Linked DNA regions of Homo sapiens: region 1 is linked to region 2. The links are chromatin contacts, found by Hi-C in ENCODE. All regions are on one chromosome and are shown on one strand. The core of a region is the stretch at or near the end of the contact, and the rest is flanking DNA. Distances in the headings are between cores, read along the strand shown. Region 1 holds the start of LINC02697 (long intergenic non-protein coding RNA 2697). Region 2 has its middle 36 kb from the start of LINC02697.

What was found. Hi-C counts contacts between places; a loop is a spot of excess contacts on that map. Pooled maps may share reads with other maps.
Region 1: a loop to region 2 is called in a map of ascending aorta, with 7 times the contacts of the local background. The contact joins the promoter of LINC02697 here to the enhancer-like site in region 2. A Hi-C loop is called at or near these places in 2 of 168 maps with a recorded cell type or tissue (aorta and ascending aorta) and 5 of 50 pooled maps.

What each region holds. Positions count from the first base shown.
Region 1 is chr11:134,949,573-134,952,272 of GRCh38, reverse strand. It overlaps LINC02697 (long intergenic non-protein coding RNA 2697), which reads right to left and starts at 1,284. Exons shown (of 2, transcript NR_187396.1): 1 at 976-1,284. RefSeq lists an enhancer at 2,214-2,700.
Region 2 is chr11:134,914,027-134,916,726 of GRCh38, reverse strand. No RefSeq gene overlaps it. Among named protein-coding and RNA genes, the nearest start is that of LINC02697, 36 kb to the left of the region's middle. Within about 2 kb of position 1,291, at least 2 of the 41 ENCODE cell types and tissues checked have a DNase peak (open chromatin) inside an H3K27ac peak, as active enhancers do; they include ascending aorta, where a contact is called at or near this core.

The DNA.
Region 1 (2,700 bases), core at 35-2,534, 36 kb before region 2:
AAGACAGGGAAACAACCCAAGTGTCCCTCAGCAGAGGCCATTTGTTTTTAAAGCTAACAGGCCACACCTGGCCATAGCATTGTTTTACTTTAAAAAAAAAAAAACCACGTTCTAGGGGGGTGAAATCTGGGTGTACTCCCATCTCACATTAGCATATAGTACTCCACTGCAGAGCATGTGAACGCGGCAGCTCAGGGCAACCCACAATTATTCTATGAAAATGGCTGGCTGAATAACTATACATTTAAGCAAGTCTCAACCCCACTGTGTCTCAACCCCTACTGCCTGTGCTATCGTTAGGAGGAACTGTCCCAAGTCACTCTACCCCGTTTTGCCCAGAACCCTTCTGGTGACAGGCAGCCTCAGTGCCTTCTTCCTCCTTGCTTTCTTCCCTTATAGAGTTCAAATCTCACGTCTGTAGGTTTGTTCAGAACTAACCAGCAAAACTGCACCCAGCTGTGTTCCTAACATCTTCCACGTGCAGCTCTGCGTATCACAAGGAAAGAGATTCCTGAATGTACAACCGAGCCACACCAAGTACAAATCTGCGCACCCTAAAATCTGCCCACTCCCTGTAGTAGCTGCTCCTGCAGCTCTCGCTGTGGGCTCGCATGGCCCCTTCAGCTGTCTAAACAGAAACATTGGCATCCCCAGCTCCACTCCTTTAGCTCCTGCGCAGTGAGAAAGAAAGAGCGAGTCAAACATGAAATCCACTAATATATTAATTCAGCTCAGCAAGCAAAACCCATGAGCACCCAGCTCAGCAGAGCCTGCCAGGCATGACTAATCAGACCCTGGCTGAAGCAACGCTCTCTTCCTCGGTCCTCTCTGGAAGTGTGCTGGTTATGCAGCTTCTTCCTCTGAGCTCAGGAGACTCTGAAAAATGCAGTTTAAAAGGATGTAAATTAGGAAAATGTAAATACCCCTGGCTCCCTCACACAGGACTAGGTTTTGTGGTGGGGGAAGTTGCTTTACCTCATCGAGTCTTGGTTTTCTCATCAGTGATGACTTGCAGAGTTTTGTATGAAGTCCCAGGGCCCTGGCCCCACTACAAGGAGCTTGAATTTAGCAGGTCTGCAGTGGGCCTGGGCAGCTGTATGTTTAAAAGTTGCACAGTGACTGCGATGCTACCCAGCTGAATGGCATCAGCTTAGCTCATGGCTTCTCAGAAGCGATGTGCAGACTCCGATTCAATATCTTCAATGTAGGCTCTGAGGTTCTACATTTCTAACAGCTCCTGGAAGGGCCAGTGCTGCTGGCATGTGGACAACTCTTTGAGTACACAGGTTCCAGGTCTGTGGCTCCCGGTCTCGGCTGCACTTCAGATTGGGCCAGCCCCTCCTGACTGGATAAGATCTTATGGGACTGTTGGTGAGGAATCCCTACCCTAGCCAAGCTGTAGGAGTGTGACTTAAGCTGGCTGATTATCTGGATCCTCTGTGAAAGTTGATCCTAGTGCTCAGTGACTCAAAGACTGTGGAAAGTCAGAGCTCATGAATCCAGATTACAATGACATGCGAGACTGTTCCTGGTGCCCGAGATTCAGTTCCCAGAGCTACTATGGCTTATTAGGTACAGGTACAATTTTCCTTTTGTAAGATGCTCCATATTATTCCAAATATGGCCTTTTTTATTTGTAGAAAAAATATCTTTTTGTCACTGACAATTAAAGAAACATAACTGATATTTCTGTAAGATGTAACATCCCATAATTCTGCTCTCCCTGCATCAACCTGCATGTTCGTGTTATCTTCCTTATGGGGAAGAGGGGATAGCCACCACCTGCCTGGCCCCACACCTCCACCCTCACCTGAAACCCCAGGCCTGGAGAACACACTTGTCACCTCCCCTGCCTTGTGTTTGAGTTTCTCCCTCCGTAAAGAAGCGCTCTAAGGCTGGATGTTGATAAAATGACTCCACTGATGGAGGAAAACTCCTGCCCAGCTGACTCTCACTTCTGGGAAGGACTGGTCATGGTCAAATTGTGAAGGAGCCAAGGCTTAAAGAAGGCATTTCTTTATTCTTTTCTTTCAGTTATTTGTTCAGTTTTCATCTCCAGCCTCCTGGAGCATTTGCCTGATAGGAACCTATTGATGAAACGTGTCCCAAAACCCTTCACCAAAGAACAATTTATCCGTCTAGATCTTCAGTCCCGTCTGCTTTCTAATATGACCAATAGACAATGAAGTGTGTAGTCAGTATTGGCTATTGACACCAACAGCCAATAACAGCTTAATTACTCACTGTTCTGAGGCTGCGTGCTCTGATCCAGAGAAGGATTCCAGCAGTGGGTTTTAGGCACGTTTCCCAGTATCAGTCAGTATCTGGGAGAAACTTAGGACTCTTATTTCTCTCCCCCTTGCTTCCACGTGTCCCATATAGACACTTTATTACTAATCGAGGGTGAGTTGGGTGGCAAGTAATAACACTGCACATCCCACATGCTTTTCTTACAATGTAAGCTTAACGTACCAGCCGTGGAATGATGATGTCTGTCCCCTCTCATTCAGTCTGGCTGGATCTTTGCGACTGCCCTGATTAATGGAGTACAATGAGAAGGACATGATTTTACTCCCAAGGCTAGCATGCGAAAGGTGATATGGCTTCAGCCTGGTTCTCTTGGGATGTTCACTCTTAGAAGAAATTTGAAGAACCCCAAACAGCCACATGGAGAAGCCACAAACAGATATTCTGGCTGGC
Region 2 (2,700 bases), core at 42-2,541:
TTTAGGCCTCGACTTCCTCAAGAAAGGGAGCGGGCTTCCCTGTTGCAGTATCCTGATCTCTTACTAGCATGTGCCGAAGCTGTGTTCCACTGGCAGCAGGTGCGTGGGGCGGGGTGGCTGTGCCCTGGTGCGTGTCCATCCCTCTTCCCTTAGTGTGCCATATTAAAAGCCAGCACCACGGTGGAGCACACACAGACTTTAAGGTCTGTTTGCTCTTCATTCTGAACAGGAGAAAGTGACTTCACTTCCTCCTGACACCCACAGTGGCATCCATTCCAAATACTAGTGCAGACTTGCTTTTCATTTACTCAACCAGTCCATCATTTAAACAGCAAGTGTTCCCCAAGTCCCGACCCTGTGGAGGCTCTGTGCTGAGCATATAAAGATGAACAAGACAGCCCCTGCCCTTCACAGGCTCACAGGGAGGCAGAAGGGTAAACAATACAAGGACTTAACTGATGTACCAGCAGAAGAAACCAGGAGCAGAAACCTCAGAGAAAAGAGTGCACAGCCCCTCAGGAGGAGGGCAGGGTGGGGAGGAGGTTTCATGGCCCAGGAGGGAGACTAAACCCAGCTGGGAAGGTTGAGTGGTGGGACGAGAGCTTGCCAAAGGCAGAACGTGAAAAAAGAAAGGACGCTGATGCTGGAGAAAAGCATTTTTTCCTTCTGCAAACATTTCCTGAGCATTCACTAAGGATCTTAAGCTTTGCGGGGCACTGGGTTGGAGTCTCGGCAAGACACAGCCTGAATTTAGGAGGCCCTAGCCCCTGGGGAGAAGGACCCTGAACCATCCCTGTGGCTATGAGGAGTGTTAGGGAGAAGGAAATACAAAGTGCAGAGAATGAGAGGCCAGGCTAGAGGTGCCATCTGGGAGGAGAAGCTGGTCAGATGGATTAGAGAACAAAGGAATTCAGAGAGCACAAAGTGAAGGCACGGAAGAGAGCAGTGTGGCATGTGGAGAAGGGCAGCAGTTCAGCCTGACAAACGGGGAGCGAGGTGGGAGGGTGGGCGAGGCCAGAATTGGGGGGTTTCTTATGAAGGGCACCAGAAAGTAAGAGAAGGTGCTTCAGGAAGGACAGAACCTGCCCTGATTCACACTCTCACTTAAAACAACAGCTCATGGCTATTGAGCTTTCACTCTGTGCCAGGTTTAAGGCCACATGCTTTCTGTCTGCAGTGTAGACAGTATGCTGGGCCAGGCCAGAGTCAGATACACAAGAGGCTGCTCCTGGAGGGAAGGGGCTCTGTGCCATGAGCCAGCAGGGAAGTGGCTGGCAGCGGAGCTCACCTCCAGCTGTGAGTCACTGGCCCCGTTTTCCACAGTGTAATTTATCATCCTTCCCCTTACAAGCCCAGAAAACTTTATTCCCATGCGAGGTCTTTATCTTGCTTTAACGCCATGGATGAAAACCAAGGGCGTCACAGGGGCTGGGTTGGCTTTCATCATCGTCCTTTATAGATGTCTGGCCCACTCTCTCTCAGCCGTGGCTTGGGCCGGTTAGGAGCACCCCTGAGCCTTAGTTTCTTTCTCTATAAAACAGGAAGAATGATACTGGTTTAGAGCATTGTTTTTCACATTAAATAAAATCTCAGTGATGTCCTGGCCCATGGTTTGGCACGTGGCACAAACGTAAGCACAGTTTTCCCTTCGTCTTTTCCACAGGATTATGAAAGAGAGGCTGCTCTGGACATCCTCTTCTTCCTTGCTGTGCCCAGTATGGTCCTTGGCCTGCAGAAGACTAACCCATGTTTGGTTCACTACACTCAGAGGTGGGGACTTGACCCCAGCAGAAGAGAGGCCCAGCCATCCAGACTAGAAAAGATCAGTCCTGACCTTCCAGCACCAGCCAGAGGACACAATGGTCACTGCCGCAGACCAGATTGGAGCTGAAATAGGCAAAAGCATCCTGCAGTGGGGTGGGGCTGTCAGGCTAGCATGGTCAGGGTGCACCTGCTTAGATAAAGGACAACAGCCGATACTTGCTCGGCACCCACGACTGCCTGGCAGGGCACGCAAGGCCCTCACCTGACTCACCCAGAGCCCTTCCTTTACAGCAGCAAGCACACACGCTGTGACACTCACTGATCGTGCCCTCCTGGTCTTTTAATATTGATGCAGTCATATATGACACTGTCTCCACGCAGAGTGCCCTTCTCTCTTGACTGCCTTGCAAGCCATCATTTGCTCCCATCTCAGCTCCAAGGTGACTTTCTCCAGGATGCCCTCTCTCCTCCACTGTCCTCCTCCTTCATGCCCTCACCAGTTCCTCAACATTCTTCTCCTGACACCAACCACCCTGACCGCCTCATGCGGCACCCCAAGTACCCTAGGGAGGGATCCAGGATCACGAGGACAGCTCATTCGCTTGCCCTCCGGCCACCCAGGACAGGGAATGTCCGAGGATGTGCTTGGGGCATTGCTTTGGGAGGAGACGCAGGCCTGTTGCAGGGTGTGCAGGCTTCATGCTCTTGTTTGTGCTGGCTACGACTATTTGCTGTCATTGTCATCATCATCATCATTGTCATCGTTGTCATCTCCATTTCAAAGATTAGACACAAGGCTCAGGGAGAATAAATGACAGGATTAAAACCACACTGCCGTCAAACGTTAGAACATTTATTCAAATCTAAGCCCCTAAGTTTCTAGTCTAAAGCTATCTAGAAATTTTGCCTCAGTCTGTCCTTCTTGTATCCCTCTCC